Regions from separate parts of the Homo sapiens genome. Here all the other regions are linked to region 1. The links are chromatin contacts, found by Hi-C or POLR2A ChIA-PET in ENCODE. All regions are on one chromosome and are shown on one strand. Each heading gives the region's core, a stretch centred on a gene start or an enhancer-like site at or near the end of the contact. The rest is flanking DNA. Distances are from core to core; before and after follow the strand shown.

The links. A loop is a pair of places that touch in the nucleus more often than their neighbours do. ChIA-PET counts read pairs that join two places held with the same protein, here RNA polymerase II (POLR2A). Pooled maps may share reads with other maps.
Region 2: a pooled map shows a loop between it and region 1 (6-fold over the local background). The contact joins the promoter of C19orf25 here to the promoter of TMEM259 in region 1. A Hi-C loop is called at or near these places in 6 of 50 pooled maps.
Region 3: a pooled map shows a loop between it and region 1 (14-fold over the local background). The contact joins the promoter of PWWP3A here to the promoter of TMEM259 in region 1. A Hi-C loop is called at or near these places in 5 of 50 pooled maps. POLR2A ChIA-PET finds 5 or more read pairs at or near these places in 2 of 52 experiments (HEK293 and activated naive CD4-positive, alpha-beta T cell).

The regions. Positions count from the first base shown.
Region 1 is chr19:1,017,483-1,022,372 of GRCh38, reverse strand. It overlaps TMEM259 (transmembrane protein 259), which reads left to right and starts at 1,250. Exons shown (of 11, transcript NM_001033026.2): 1 at 1,250-1,601. The coding sequence starts at 1,377. RNU6-2 (RNA, U6 small nuclear 2) reads right to left here and starts at 851; the gene lies at 745-851. RefSeq lists silencers at 1,059-1,168, 1,329-1,398, 1,429-1,488, 3,747-3,966 and an enhancer at 2,764-3,363.
Region 2 is chr19:1,476,697-1,481,586 of GRCh38, reverse strand. It overlaps C19orf25 (chromosome 19 open reading frame 25), which reads left to right and starts at 2,372. Exons shown (of 3, transcript NM_152482.3): 1 at 2,372-2,424; 2 at 2,682-2,813. The coding sequence starts at 2,684. It overlaps PCSK4 (proprotein convertase subtilisin/kexin type 4), which reads left to right. Exons shown (of 15, transcript NM_017573.5): 15 at 1-159. RefSeq lists enhancers at 2,206-2,325, 2,687-3,187 and a silencer at 2,546-2,595.
Region 3 is chr19:1,352,350-1,357,239 of GRCh38, reverse strand. PWWP3A (PWWP domain containing 3A, DNA repair factor) reads right to left here and starts at 2,281. Exons shown (of 14, transcript NM_001369789.1): 1 at 2,105-2,281; 2 at 791-916; 3 at 146-231. The coding sequence starts at 847. RefSeq lists silencers at 2,073-2,142, 2,203-2,492, 2,377-2,537, 2,523-2,622 and an enhancer at 1,595-2,480.

The DNA of each region.
Region 1 (4,890 bases), core at 1-2,500:
AATAGCCGGGTGTGGTGGCGGAAGCCTGCAATCCCAGCTATTCAGGAGGCTGAGGCAGAGAATTGCTTGAACCCAAGAGGCGGAGGTTGCAGTGAGCCGAGATCACGCCACTGCACTCCAGCCTGGGCGACAGAGTGAGACTGCGTCTCAAAAAAAAAAAACAACACAAAACTTTTTTTTGGCGGGCTTGGTGGGTCACACCTGTAATCCCAGCACTTTGGGAGGCCTAGGCGGGCAAATCACCTAAAGTTAGGAGTTCGAGACCAGCCTGACCAACATGGAGAAACCGTCTCTACTAAAAATATAAAATTAGCCTGGAGTGGTGGCGCATGCCTGTAATCCCAGCTACTTGGGAGGCTGAGGCAGGAGAATGGCTTGAACCCGGGAGGCGGGGGTTGCAGAGAGCCGAGATCGCGCTTCTGCGCTCCAGCCTGGGCGACAGAGCGAGAATCCATCTCAAACAAACAACCAAAAAACCCAAAAACCATAGTATCCTCTTGTGTACGCAGCCGGCACTCAGTAAGTGCCCCTGAAGAGCACTTATTTATTCATTGCTGCGCGAAGCTACGGGGGCAGGTGGCACAGCGCCACGCAGGAGTAGAGACTGCCAGATTGTTCTACCGCCAACCTTAGTGGCGCCACAGGAGATGGACACGGGAAGACTATGACGTTACTGGCCCTGTGACGTCATGGCAGGATCCGGGCAAGAGAAGCCAAACGAGGTGACGAGCTGTAGACTACAGCAAAAATATGGAACGCTTCACGAATTTGCGTGTCATCCTTGCGCAGGGGCCATGCTAATCTTCTCTGTATCGTTCCAATTTTAGTATATGTGCTGCCGAAGCGAGCACGACTCAAGGGTTACTGTCACACCTATTTTAAGCCCTTCAATCAAATCATCTTTTGGTTAGGATAACTTATGGTCGGTTTCATATTTAGCATAATTTCCTACAGTGGTATGTTGCAGAACAACTTTCGTGCTTACGCTTACTTTGATGTCTTCGATCACGTAAAATCCCATATCTTATCGTAATTTTACCGCCTTATACTGGCCTCATAGCCGCGGTGGATTGTGGGTGCCAATATGCAAAAGAGGTGGCCCAGATGCAGGCCCGCCCCCTGGAGCGGCCGAGGTAGGGGGTGAGGCCTCCGCGGGCGCCGCTGGCATCCCAGCGTTCTCTGCGGGCGCAGGGGGGCCGCTCTTGCCCGGCGTGGCGACTCGCTAGCGTCAGCAGCGCCGCAGCCGGACGAGAAAGCGGAAGATGGCGGCGGCGGCCGGGAGGCCGTGAGGAGAGCGGCGGCTGCGAGGGCGGCCGATGGCGGCCGGGAGGCGCCCTCGGACACTTGCGGGTCGTTAGGGCGCGACGCTGGGAGGCATGTCGGAGCACGTGGAGCCCGCAGCTCCGGGGCCCGGGCCCAACGGCGGCGGCGGCGGCCCGGCCCCCGCGCGCGGGCCTCGCACCCCCAATCTCAACCCCAACCCCCTCATCAACGTGCGCGACCGGCTCTTCCACGCGCTGTTCTTCAAGATGGCTGTCACCTATTCGCGGCTCTTCCCGCCCGCCTTCCGCCGTCTCTTCGAGTTCTTCGTGCTGCTCAAGGTGACCGCGGCCCCGACCCCCGACCCTTGACCCCAGCGGCTGTCCCGACCCCCAAGTCTGCTACCTCCGACCGCGACCCCTGGCCCCGCTGGGGACAGCGAGCGCCACCCTGCACCCTGAGGCCTATACCCGGCCCTACCGATTAGGGCTCTCCCTCGCGACCTCTGACCCTGGGATTGGCCAGGGACACCGTCTCGTGACCCCATCCCGCCCGGGGACGTCCACCCGGGAAGGCCGGATCCCGCTGCACTAGAAGCCGCTGTTCTCTACTCTGGAAACCTCACTGTCAGCTCCCTCCAGGGCCCATCCTGTCCCCGGCGACCGCCTTTCCCAGGTCCCCACCTACCCAGGCTTGGAGTCCGGTCCTGGCCTGCGAGGTAGCACCTCCCGCCCTTTGACCCCTGACTGTGCCGCCTGAGACCCTCAGTTCCGAGGCCTCTCTCCCCTCCCAATGTGCTGGCCCAGAACCCAGCCTGACGCAGGTCTCCCTCGGACCAACCCCTGTCCTGGAAGTCGACTCCCCACTCCCCTCTCTCCCTCCTTGTAGCCTTTCAGCTGCGTTCCCCGCTCCTGAGCCTCAGGGGAATGTGACTTAGCTGAGGTCACCTCGCTAGGGTTAGCGGCAAAGTCACCGGCAGCAGCGTACCACCCCATCCCCGGCCTCTTCCTCCGCTGGGTCCCCACTCCCTTCCTGCTTCAGGAGCTCAGGTTGTGGGTCTGTCGCCCGTGCCTCCCCTATGAGGCACCGGCCTCCGCGTCTTGGGCTCTGTCCCCCTCCCGCCCTCCTCAGATGGCAGAGGTCTCAGCCGTGCAGGACAGGCATCGGCCTGACTCCCTCTGAGAAGGAGTCTTGCTTGGGTGACAAGAGGGGCTCAGTAGCAGCTGCAGCCCCTCAGAAAACAAGCTGGCCGGGGTCCTGGGCCACCTGGCGAAATGGGGACGTGGCCGTTTTCGTTCTGCATCAGAACACCGCCGCGCCGGGGCTTGGGGGCTGCTGAAGTTGCGCCGTGAGCTTTTTGGATCTAGCCTGCAAAGAGGGGTCCGATGCTGGCGGGCCAGGCTGCGATCGTGGGCAAGTTCCCAGCCTGACACAGGTTGGTCAGGAGCTGGCTGCTTTTTTGGGCTCGGCAAGTGGAGCTGGACCTTGGCCGTCCTGCGGACCTGGGTGTGGGTCCCAGCCTGCTGCCACTTCACGGAAGGCCCCCCAGCCTCCAGATCCGTGCCTCCCCAGGCCAGAGCTCAGCCCATCATCCTTCCCACCTTCCTCCCTGCAGCCCCCCAGAGTGGCATGGTCGCCTCAGTAGGCACCTGAGCAGGGCTGTGAAGGGTTACGCAGGCAGGCGGCCTTTCCCGGCTCTGGGGTCCACAGACGGGGCCTGAAACTGTGGACGGAGGCTGGTCTGTGGACGTGGGTTTTCCTTCCATGGAGTAGCCTGGGAACAGGATGGAGCCACTGTGTCCTTAGGCTTGTGGAGGGTGTGTGCTGGGTGCCAGGCCAGGTTCCCCCGACGGAGCTCAGCCTCCTTGGGAGGTGCATCCCTGTCGCCTGGGCCCTGGTCCCACCATGTCCCGGTTTGGAAAGGGATCAAGCCTACCCGGCTCCATCTCCAGGCCAATACCACTCACAGGTGGTCAGATGGGGCTGGGCCAGAGCTGGAGTTCCCCGTCTTCTGTGTAGGGTGGAGACTCTTGGGAGGTTCTCAGTAACCCCAATCCCTCCTCTCTCAGCAGAGGGCTTTGGACTGTGAGATCTCTGGGTGGTGAATTTTTTTTTTTTTTTTTTTGAGATGGAGTCTTGCTCTGTCACCCAGGCTGGAGTGCAGTGGTTTGATCTCGGCTCACTGCAAACTCCACCTCCTGGGTTCAAGCAATTCTTCTGCCTCAGCCTGCGGAGTAGCTAGGATTACCGGTGCCCACCATCACAACCGGCTAATTTTTTTGTCTTTTTAGTAGAGACTGGGTTTTGCCATGTTGGCTAGGCTGGTCTCAAACTGCTGATTTCAGGTGATCTGCCCGCCTCGGCCTCCCAAAAGGCTGGGATTACAGGCGTGAGCCACCATGCCTGGCCTGGGTGGGGAAATCTGTTCTTTGTGAATTTTCCACCCGGTAATCTGGTGGCACAGAATCTGACCCTGCTGCCTTCACTTTTACTTATCTGCAAAGTGCAGGCTGGAACTGCCTGATTTCAGAGGCTGCCTTGAGTTCCAGAAGGCTCCTCTGCTTCCTGCCTGCCTGGCTTCCGGGGGTCTCCCTGCAGAGAGCCAGGTCCTCCCTGGTATGATCCCTTCAAGGTGGCTTCATCCTGTGGCATCTGTGCAGCTGAGCTCCCAGCCCTGAGCTGGCATGGAGTCCCCCAGCTCTCACCCATGCCTGGGTGGCTTTAGGAAATGCCAGGATCTCCCAGCTCTGAGCCAGCATGGAGCCCCCCGGTCCCTCATCCATGCCTGGGTGGCTTTAGGAAATGCCAGGCAGTGCCAGGTGCTGGGGAGAGAGGAGGCGGCAGGGGCCTGTGTTCCAGGGGCCCTCGGGAGACCTCCATCCAGCCTCAGTATCCACCTCTGCTGGCCTTCATGGCCCTGAGCCCAGTGTGGCAGAGACTGTCCATCTTGGGGCACTGGGTGCCTGCACCTGTGCGGTTGGGCTCTGGACCCAGGTGACCACCAAGTGGATGCCCACAGGGTGAAGGGGTCTCGACTCAGCACCCCTGGACATGGGCAGGGGCCCGCGCCTAGCCACAGGGAGTAATGGGGCTCCTCTTGTGGGGTCGTGACGATTAAAGACGGGGTATGTGAGACCCCAGGGGCCCTGCTCTGAATGGGGGACCTGTCACATTGAGGCCACTGTGAGGCTGCAGTGGAAGGAGAGGCCCCGGTGGCCTGGAGGCAGGAAGCACCCCGGGTGGACAAAGGGGAGCCCCAGGTAGTGTTTCCTGGCTGGGGCTGAGGGCTCTGTGTCCCACCTGGGAGGAGAGTGTGGCTCCGCGGGCTTGTGTGTCCGTCGGTCTGTGGGTCAGTCAAATACCCAGAGAGCGGGCAGGCTGCTCCTGGCACTCCAGGTCTGTGGGGAGACAGGAAAGGAAAGGCCCACCCAGTGGCCGAGTGTTGGGGTGCCCTGAGAGCCTCGGCCAGAACATCCAGGAAGCTTCCTGGAGGAGGCGGTGAGCACGGCCCCAGGCTGGGGGAGGTGCTCCTGTGGGTGCAGCCGTGTGTGGGCTGACCCGGAGGAAGGAAGGGTCATAGGGGTGGGGTGACTCCTGTGCTGGGTGGGCAGGGCCTCCTGGAGGTGAGCC
Region 2 (4,890 bases), core at 1,123-3,622, 460 kb before region 1:
GTCTCCTCTGCATTTTGGGTTTGGGCGGGAGTGGGCTGGGGGGAGAGGCTGGAGCACCCCAAAAGCCAGGGGAAAGTGGAGGGAGAGAAACGTGACACTGTCCGCCTCGGGCACCGCGTCCAACCTCAGAGTTTGCAAATAAAGGTTGCTTAGAAGGTGCTCAGTCTGTGGCCTCCTCTGGAGCAGGGTGGGCCCGAGGCCCCAGGGCTCAGGTGGTTTCTGCTTGGGGTCCCCGGACATCAGTCCATGGAGAATGCAGCCGGCCACGGAGAAAGAGTCCGCCCAGGCCCAGGGACCCCAGGCAGTGGGAACAGCAGGGAATGGCCGGGGGTCAGCAGTAATGTCCAGCCCCAGAACATGGCTCACCATGGCCCAGAATCCTCTCCTGCGGTGATTCCTTTGTTTTTTTTCTTGTTTGTTTTGAGACAGGGTCTCCCTACGTTGACTAGGCTAGAGTACAGTGGTGCGATTGTAGCTCACTGCAGCCTTGAACCCTGGCCTCAAGCAATCTTCCCTCCTTGGCCTCCCAAAGTGCTGGGATTACAGGCGTGAGCCACTGTGCCTGGCCCTTTCCTCCCTCCCTCCCTTCCTTCCTTTTCTTTACTTCCTTCCTTCTTTCCTTCCTTTCTTCCTTCTCTTTCCTTCCTTTTTTAGTAGAGATGGGTTTCACCATGTTGGCCAGGATGGTCTCGATCTCCTGACCTCGTGATTCGCCCACCTCGGCCTCCCAAAGTGCTGGGATTACAGGCTTGAGCCACCGCACCTGGCCCCTTCCTTCCTTTCCTTTTCTTTCTTTCTTTCCTTCTTTCTCTTTCCTTTTTCTTTCTTCCTCTTTCTTTTCTTTTTCTTTCTCTCTCGCCTTCCTTTCTTCCGTTCTTCCTTCTCTTTCCTTCCTTTCCTTTCTTTTCTCCCTTTTCTTCTTTACTTTCTTCTCTTTATTTCCTTTTTCTTTTTTTTCTTTCTCTCTCTCCTTCCTTCCTTTTTCTTCTCCTTCCTTCTTTCCTTTCTTTCTCTTTCTTTCCTTTTCCCTCTCTCTGTCCCTTCCTTCCTTCCTTCTCTCTCAACAATATTTTTTTTTTTGAGACAGAGTCTTGCTCTGTCGCCCAGGCTGGAGTGCAGTGGCACGATCTCGGCTCACTGCAAGCTCTGCCTCTCGGGTTCATGCCATTCTCCTGCCCCAGCCTCCTGAGTAGCTGGGACTACAGGCAACCGCCACCATGCCTGGTTAATTTTGTTTTTCTTTTTGTATTTTTAGTAGAGACAGGGTTTCACCATGTTAGCCAGGATGGTCTTGATCTCCTGACCTCGTGATCCACCCACCTCGGCCTCCCAAAGCGCTGGGATTACAGGCGTGAGCCAACACACCCAGCCTAATTTTTGTATTTTTAGTAGAGACGGGGTCTCACCATGTTGGCCAGGCTGGTCTCAAACTGGCCTCAAGTGATCTGCCCGCCTCGGCCTCCCAAAGTGCTGGGATTACAGGCATGAGCCACCGCGCCCAGGCTGAATTTACAGTTTAAACAGGCGAATTTGGCCGGGCGCGGTGGCTCACGCCCGTAATCCCAGCACTTTGGGAGGCTGAGGCGGGCGGATTGCCTGAGCTCAGGAGTTTGACACCAGCCTGGGCAACACAGTGAAGCCCCATCTCTACTAAAATACAAAAAAAAATTTTGACGGACGTGGTGGCGGGCGCCTGTAGTCCCAGCTACTCGGGAGGCTGAGGCAGGAGAATTGCTTGAACTCGGGAGGCGGAGGTTGCAGTGAGCTGAGATCACGCCACTGCACTCCGGCCTGGGCGACACAGTGAGACTCTGTCTCTAAAAAAACAAAACAAAACGAAATAAACAGGAGAACTTTATGGTATGTAAACTGCATCTCAATAAAGCCCCTGAGAGAGGAAAAGGGCCCTCTGCTCTTTCTGCCTTCCCAGGCATCAGCGGAGAGGAAAAGGTGACCTCCAGCACCGTCCCCGAGGTGGGAGGACCCGCCTTGGCCGGAAGTGGAGGCGCCGCGACCGCCCCGCCCCCGCTGTGTTCCGGCCGCCGAGTGCTCATGCACCACCAGGCTCCCTTAGGTGGACAGCAATTTTGTGCTCCCGTCAGCCACATGGGTGGCGTGTCCCCTAGTGCCGTGTTCCCCTTTTCAGAAAGACGAGCCTCGGATGCTTTTCTACCCAGCCAGTGGAGCCTGGACTCGAACTCGCTCTCATCGTAGCGCGTCCAGGTTCGGGTTCGCCTGAGAGGCTGAGATCCGAGTCTCAAGGGCACTATCCCTTTAAGACGGGGCGGAGCCCCGCGATGAGCGGCGGGCCGGCGGGAGAGGAGGCCGGAAGTGTGTGTCACGTGTTCGGGGACGGGGCGGTGCTCCGACCGGAATCGGAAGTGGCTGCGTCGTCGACGCTGGGCTTTCGGGTCCCGCGCCCAGGTGGGAAGAGGCCGGCGACTGGGGTGACCGCGGGGAAACTGAGGCAGAGGTTGAGCCAGACCCTGAAGCCTTGGCCACCGTGTTTTTGGGCGGAGGGAGGGTCAGGGCCTGGGGCGAGCTCAGAGGGGCGGGACAGGGCGGGCTTCCCCGGGAGCGGGACCGCGACGGGTGCGTACGAGTTCGCTGGGCGGGAGGAGCAGCCCGGGCAAGGGCGGAGAGGTGGACGCCCCGGTCAGCGCCCCCTTCCCCGCCTTCAGAGATGGGCTCCAAGGCAAAGAAGCGCGTGCTGCTGCCCACCCGCCCAGCGCCCCCCACGGTGGAGCAGATCCTGGAGGATGTGCGGGGTGCGCCGGCAGAGGATCCAGTGTTCACCATCCTGGCCCCGGAAGGTAGGGGGAGCCCGGTCCCGGGGAAAAGCGGACCTGAGACCCCGGCAGCAAGGGGACGGGAGAGAAGCACACCCCTAACTCCTGACCCCACGCCCTGGGAACCCCCGCAACATGGGCACGGTCCGTATCCTCTCCGAGTCTCCCTCTACTCCTCCGTAGAGTGGGACCGATTTTCAGAGGGTTCTTCTGACAGGGGTGGAGGCCGGGCGCTGTGGTTCAGGCCTGTAAGCCCAGCACTTTCGGAGGATGAGGCGGGAGGATCGCTTGAGCCCAGGAGTTCGAGACCAGCCTGGCCAACATGGTGAAACCCCGTCTCTGCTAAAAATGAAAAAACAAAACAAAAACAAAAACAAAAACAAAACAGAGTTAGCTGGGCATAGTGGCAGGCGCCTGTAATCTCAGCTACTCGGGAGGCTGAGGCAGGAGAATCGCTTGAACCCGGGATGCAGAGTTTGCAGTGAGCCGAGATCGCACCACTGCACTCCAGCCCAGGTGACAGTGCGAGACTGTCTCAAAAAAAAAAAAAAATTACTGGGTGTGGTGGTGGACACTTGTAGCCCCAGCTTCTTGGAGGCTAAAGTGGGAGGATACAGCCTAGGCAACACAGCCAGACTGTGTCTCAAAAATAAATAAGTGGCCGGTGCGGTGGCTCACGCCTATAATCCCAGCACTTTGGGAGGCCGAGGTGGGTGGATCACTTGAGGTCAGAGGTTGGACACCAGCCTGGCCAACATGGTGGAACCTTGTCTCTACTAAAAATACAAAAATTAGCCGGGTGTGGTGGCATGGGCCTGTAATCCCAGCCACTCAGGAGACTGAGGCAGGAGAATCACTTGAACCTGGGAGTCGGAGGTTGCAGTGAGCTGAGATCACGCAACTGCACTCCAGCCTGGACCACAGTGAGACTCTGTTTCAATAATTATAATAATAATTAATAAATAGAAATAAATAAAGTAAAACAGAGGTGGTAAGCTAGGGCCCCCCAAACCCTGCCCCTGGCTGTTTTTTTAAGGTCTGGGAGCTATGAATGGACTTCACATTTTTAAATGGGGGTGGGTGAAAAAGAACATTTCTGACACCTGAAAGAGGTATGAAATTCAGATTTCAGTGTTGGTAAGTAAAGGTTTACGGCACACAGCCAAATGATTCACATACGGTTAGTGGCTGCTCTCACACCAGAAGGGCAGAGTTGAGTAGTGGGAGCAGAGACTCCAGCCTTTGGCAGGAAAGCTTGTCCACTCCTGATTTACGAGGTGGAAGCTAGTCAGAGACCAAAGGATTCAGCAGTGCAGTTGGGTGAATTTTGTGTTCTGGATGAGGCTCATTCATTCATTCAACAATCCTTTTCTTGAGCACTTCCTGTGTGCTGGGCTCTGCGCTTAGAGCACTGCTAATGGACAAGTGAACAAAAGAAACAAGAATGTCTGCCCCAGGCTGTTCTGGGGCTGGCGGGAAACAAATGAAGATGAATCGGCCAGGTGCGGTGGCTCACACCTGTAATCCCAGCACTTTGGGTGGCTGAGGTGGGCGGATCATTTGAGGTCAGGAGTTCAAGGCCACCCTGGCCAACATGGTGAAACCCCGTCTCTACTGAGAATACAAAAACATTAGCTGGGCATGGTGGCGCATGCCTGTAATCCCTGCTACTTGGGAGGCTGAGGCAGGAGAATTGCTTGAACCCAGGAGGCGGAGGTTGCAGTGAGCTGAGATCGTGCCACTGTACTCCAGCCTGGGTGACAGAGCAAGACTCTATCTCAAACAAAAAAAAAAAAGAAAAAAGAAAATGAGCCATGTGGAATGATAGAAACTGTGAATTTCTAAGGGAACATTTTTAAAAAGTAATATTAGAAAATTCTGGGGCCAGGTGCAGTGGCTCATGCCTGTAATCCCAGGACTTTGGGAGGCTGAGGCAGGAGGATGACTTGAGGCCAGGAGTTCAAGACCAGCCTTGGCAGCATAGCAAAACCTATATCTACCAAAAATACACAAACTAGCTGGGTGTGGTGGCATGCACCTGTGGTCTTAGCTACTCAGGAGGCTGAGGCAGGAGGGTTGCTTGCGCCCAGGAGTTGGAGTC
Region 3 (4,890 bases), core at 1,032-3,531, 330 kb before region 1:
TTATTATGAGCATTAATGAATTACACAAATGGTGAATAAGCCCATTAAGAGTGGGCTGGGCTTCAACTGTTTTGGGGGAGTAGGGGATTGAAGTATCAGAAATCTACACGGGAAAAAACAGTATTAAAACAACACAACACTTAACTTTTCCTCTAGAGAGAGGATTTGCACAGCTAGAAAATATTCCTTTCTTCTCTTATTTTTTGTTGAAGTCGCGGTTCGGGCCAAAACCTACATTTAAAACAAAAGAAAATCCTTGTTATTACAACAGCTGACAGTGAGAAACAGTGGCAAACTTTAGCACAAATGCAGCAGGTAATCCTGAAGGCCTATAACCATGGGATTTCAGATATTTGGTCCAATCCCCATTGTTTCACAGATGGGGAAACTGAGGCATGAGAGGCCAGTGGCAGACAAAGACAAGGACCTGGGCTTTTGCATTGCAGCTGAGCACTGTCTACTGAATTGCTGGAAAGCATTCCCTGAACACGACCATAATTTACTATCACAGGGCTGCTTGCCAGATCTTTCCTTGAGTTACAGCCTTACATGCCTTTTTACAGCTGATTCTTTTTTTTTTTTTAGTGTGAAAAAAAAAAGACATTTCTGGAAGTGTAACCTTGGAAGCACTAGACCAAAACCCCATTAAATGGGGAACGAGAATCAGTGCCAACCGTGTTCTGGCTCAATTATTTCACTGAAGCAAATCCTAGGTATCTCCTGATCAAGATTTTACTTGTCACCCGAAAGTCATTTCTAAGTCCTGAAGTTACAGAATAATGGCTGTCACCTTCGCAGGCCATAATCGCTTTTCCCATCGGCAGAGGACATACTTGGCATCCGCCATCATTTACACTCATGTGGCAAGTGGCAATGATTTGGCACAACGTACTCCCAGGTCTCACGCCAATGTGTCCTGGAACGAAATTTGCACGGTGGTTTATACAACTGTTTGCTGGCGATGTTAACGCAGACACAGCCCTCAGGGGCAAAGGTTAGCTCGACTTAGCCTCAAGTAGATGGTTTAATTCCACAATCTTGCATTGAGATGCTCAATGCCAAAAAGCAGACTGACAAACAGAAACGACGGGGCTCGGTATCCAGGGAGGCGCCTGCATTTTTTCATAAATAAAATACAGCACAGTCCCTCCCAAAGGTTCTATCTAGATCAGTTTTAAAAGGCTCCTGAATAAATCATCTCCGTGCGGAAGACCTGCCTCCGACCTCGGCAGGAGAGGCATTTTACACAATCAAAGCTCACAACCCTCCCCAATTTGGGGAGTTAACAGTTGACCACAGCACACACACAAAAATAAGAGCGGAAAAACGACTGCTCTTTTGGCTGCCATGTCCCTGAAAGAACGGGGACAGCTGCAGACCGTTCACAGCATCAATGGGAAGGACTGGCTTGGCTGTTGACAGAAATGAAAAGGAGGTTTGGGGGTGGGGGTGGAATTTAGCAACAACGGAGGGGGGCGTCCCCGCAGCAGGGAAGAGGAGGTTCCCAGCAGAGGTAGGGGTGGCGTTTCCAGCAAGAGAGGGGATCACAGCAGCAGCAGAAGTAGGGGTCCAGGCAGCAGGGACAAGATTTCATGGCGGAGGAAGGGTTGCGGCTTGCAGGAACGGGGGATTCAGGCAACAGAGAAGGGGGTCACAGCAGAAGCGGGGGGGCTCAGGGAGCAAGAACGAGGGCTCACGGAGGAGGTGGAGCGGAGGGTCCAGGTGGCAGGGATGGGGGATTTCACGGTTGGGGGTGGGGAATCCAGGGAAGCAGATGGGGGTCCAGGCAAGAGATGGGGTTCACGGCAGACGTGAGGGGGATCCAGGGAAGGAGATAGGGGTCCAGGCAGCAAGGATGGGGGAGCGGGTCCAAGCAAGAGATGGGGTCCGGGCGGCAGGGACGGGAAAAGGAGTCCAGGCAAAGTGAGGGGCCCACGGCGCCAGGGGCGGAAAAGGGGGTCCGGGCAGAGTGGGGGACCCACGGCGGTAGGGACCGGGCGCTCCCGGAGGAGTCTCTAGGCCGGGGCCCCCCCTCCCCCCAGGCCCGGCCTCCTCGCCTCAGCCCCGCCCGGCGGAACCGAGGGGACGCATCCCGCGGGCTCACCGGGCCCCCGGCTTTCCCCAGCGCGGCGCCCCAAGCCCGGGCAAGGAGGCCGCAGCGGCCGCAACAGCGGAGGACCCGCCCGCCAACCGCTGCCGTCCGCGCCGCCCGCGCTCACCGCCTCCGCCACCGCCGCCGCCGCCGCCGCCGCCGCTCCCCGCGGGGCCGGGGGCGGGGCTTGCCTCGCGGCGGCGCCAAGCTCCGCCCCCTTCCGCCCGCTGCCCAATGGGACGCGCGCGCTCCCAAGGAGCGCCGGCCTCGCCCTCTCCGGCGTCCACGGCCGCGCGCCGGCCCCGCCCCTTCCGCCGCGCGTCTACCCCTTTTTCCCGGGAGTGCTGCCTGAGGAGACCGGTTGGCGGGGCATGTGTGGCCGCTCCCGGGCGCCGCCCTCCCGCGCTCCCGGCCCTTTGTCCTGCAGTCAGACCCCGGACACCGCCCTCGCGGGTCTCGGTGGGAAAACAGGCTCCCCCGCCCGCGGCGATCCCTGAGAGAACCTTCCAGAACTTTCGAGAATCTTCCAGGTCCTACGGCACCTCCCAGCCCGGGAGCTGCGCGCCACGGACCCAATTCCAGCAGATCCCAACCGATCCCAAAGCCAGGCATCCCCGCAAAGGCGTCATAAGCTTCTGAACTAGAGCAGGACCCACCTTGGGAGGGTCCCAAGACCCCGGGGGGCACCGGAAACAGCCGCGGGTGGCGGGAGCCCCGGAGCGGTCGCTCCATCAGTGTCAGGCCTTTCCCTGAGCGGTTTTTGATTTTTTTTCAGACGGAGTCTCGCTCTGTCACCCAGGCTGGAGTGCAGTGGCGCGAGCTCAGCTCACTGCAGCCTCCTCCTGCTGGGATTACAGGTGCGCGCCACCCCACCCGGCTAATTTTTGTATTTTTAGTAGAGAATACTAAATGTTGATCAGGCTGCTCTCAAGCTCCTGACCTCAGGTGATCGGCCTGCCTCGGCCTCCCAAAGTATTGGGATTACAGGCCTGAGCCACCTCGCCAGCCCCCACAGTTCTTTAAAAGCAAAGGAGGCCGAATTGGCAGATCCTTTAAGCCCAAGGATTGGAGACCAGCCTGGGCAACATGGCGAGACCCCATCTCTATAAAAAAGATACAGGCTCACTCCTGTAATCCCAGCAGGAGGCCGAGGCGGGCAGATCACATGAGGTCAGGAGATCGAGACCAGCATTGCCAACATGGTGAAACCCCGTCTTTACTACAAATAGAAAAATTAGCCGGGCGTGGTGGCGATGCCTGTAATCCCAACTATTCAGGAGGCTGAGGCAGGAGAATCGCTTGAACCCGGGAGGCGGAACTTGCAGTAAGGGGAGATCGCGCCACTGCACTCCAGCCTGGGCAACAGAGTGGGACTTCGTCTCAAAAAAGGAAAAAATTAAAAGACTTACAGCAGCATTCGTCACGCACTGGCCCCGACTCTTCAAGGGGAAGGGGCGACAGCAAAGCCGGCTCTAACTTCTTTTTCCTTCTCACATTTGCGGGAATAGAAGGTTTGTGTCTTCGGTCGATCCCAGCAACCTCAGCGACTGATTTTTTTTCCTTTATCAAGTTGAGAATGTTCACCTTTCACTTGTTTTTTATTTTTATTTACATTTTTGAGTCGAAGTTTGGCTCTGTGGCCCAGGCTGGAGTGCAGCGGCCCAGTCATAGCTCACTGCAGCCTCAACCTCCCAGGCTCAAATGATCCTTCCACCTTAGCCTCCGGAGTAGCTGGGACCACAGTGCGCACCACCATGGCTGGCTAAGATTTTTATTTTTTGTAGAGAGAGGGTCTTGCTATGCTGGCCAGGCTGGTTTCGACCTTTTGGGCTCAAGTGATCCTCCCACCTCGGCTCCCCAAAGTGCTGGGATCACAGGTAGGATCCACCTTGCTCAGCCGTCTCAGTTTGTCTATAAAATGGGGGTGGTGGTCTGTGGGTGGTTGGCAAGAACTATGTCTCTGATATCCTCTCACGTTAAATCTGAGCTGGCGGTGGCTCAGGCCTGTAATCCCAGCACTTTGGGAGGTCAAGGCAGACATATCGCCTGAGGTCAGGAGTTCGAGACCAGCCTGGCCAATATAGAGAAACCCCCATCGCTACTAAAAATACAAAAATTGGCTGAGCGTGGTAGTGTGCACCTGTAATCCCAGCTATTTGGGAGGCTGAGGCAAGAAAATCTCTTGAACCCAGGAGGCGGAGGTTGCAGTGAGCTGAGATCGCGTCAGTGTACTCCAATGTGGGTGACAGAGCAAGACTGACTCTGTCTCAAAAAGAAAAAAGAAAAAATCCTGGGCTGGCGTGTGACCTGCTTCAGCCCAGGGAATACAGCAGAAGGGGTGCTGTGCCAGATCCAAGCCTCTGCCTCAGGAGGAGTGGGGCCCAGTGCGGTGGCTCCCGCCTGTGCTTTGGGAGGTGCTTTGGGAGGCTGAGATGGGAGGATCACATGAGCCCAGGAGTTGGAGACAGGCCTGGGCAACATAGTGAGACCCTGCCTGTACAAAAACAAAAAAGAATTAGCCAGGCATGGTGATGCACACCTGTAGTCCCAGCTACCCAGGAGGCTGAGGCAGGAGGATTGCGTGAGTCTGGGAGGTCGAGGCTGCAGTGAACCGTGATTGCACCACTGCACTCCACATGACAAAGCAAGACCCTGTCTCAAAAACAAAACAAAACAAAACACAGCGTGGCAACAGCTCACGCCTGTAATCCCAACACTTTGGGAGGCCAAGATGGGAGGATTCCTTGAGCCCAGGAGTTCAAAGCTCCTATGAGCTCAAATGAGGTATATTTTTTTAA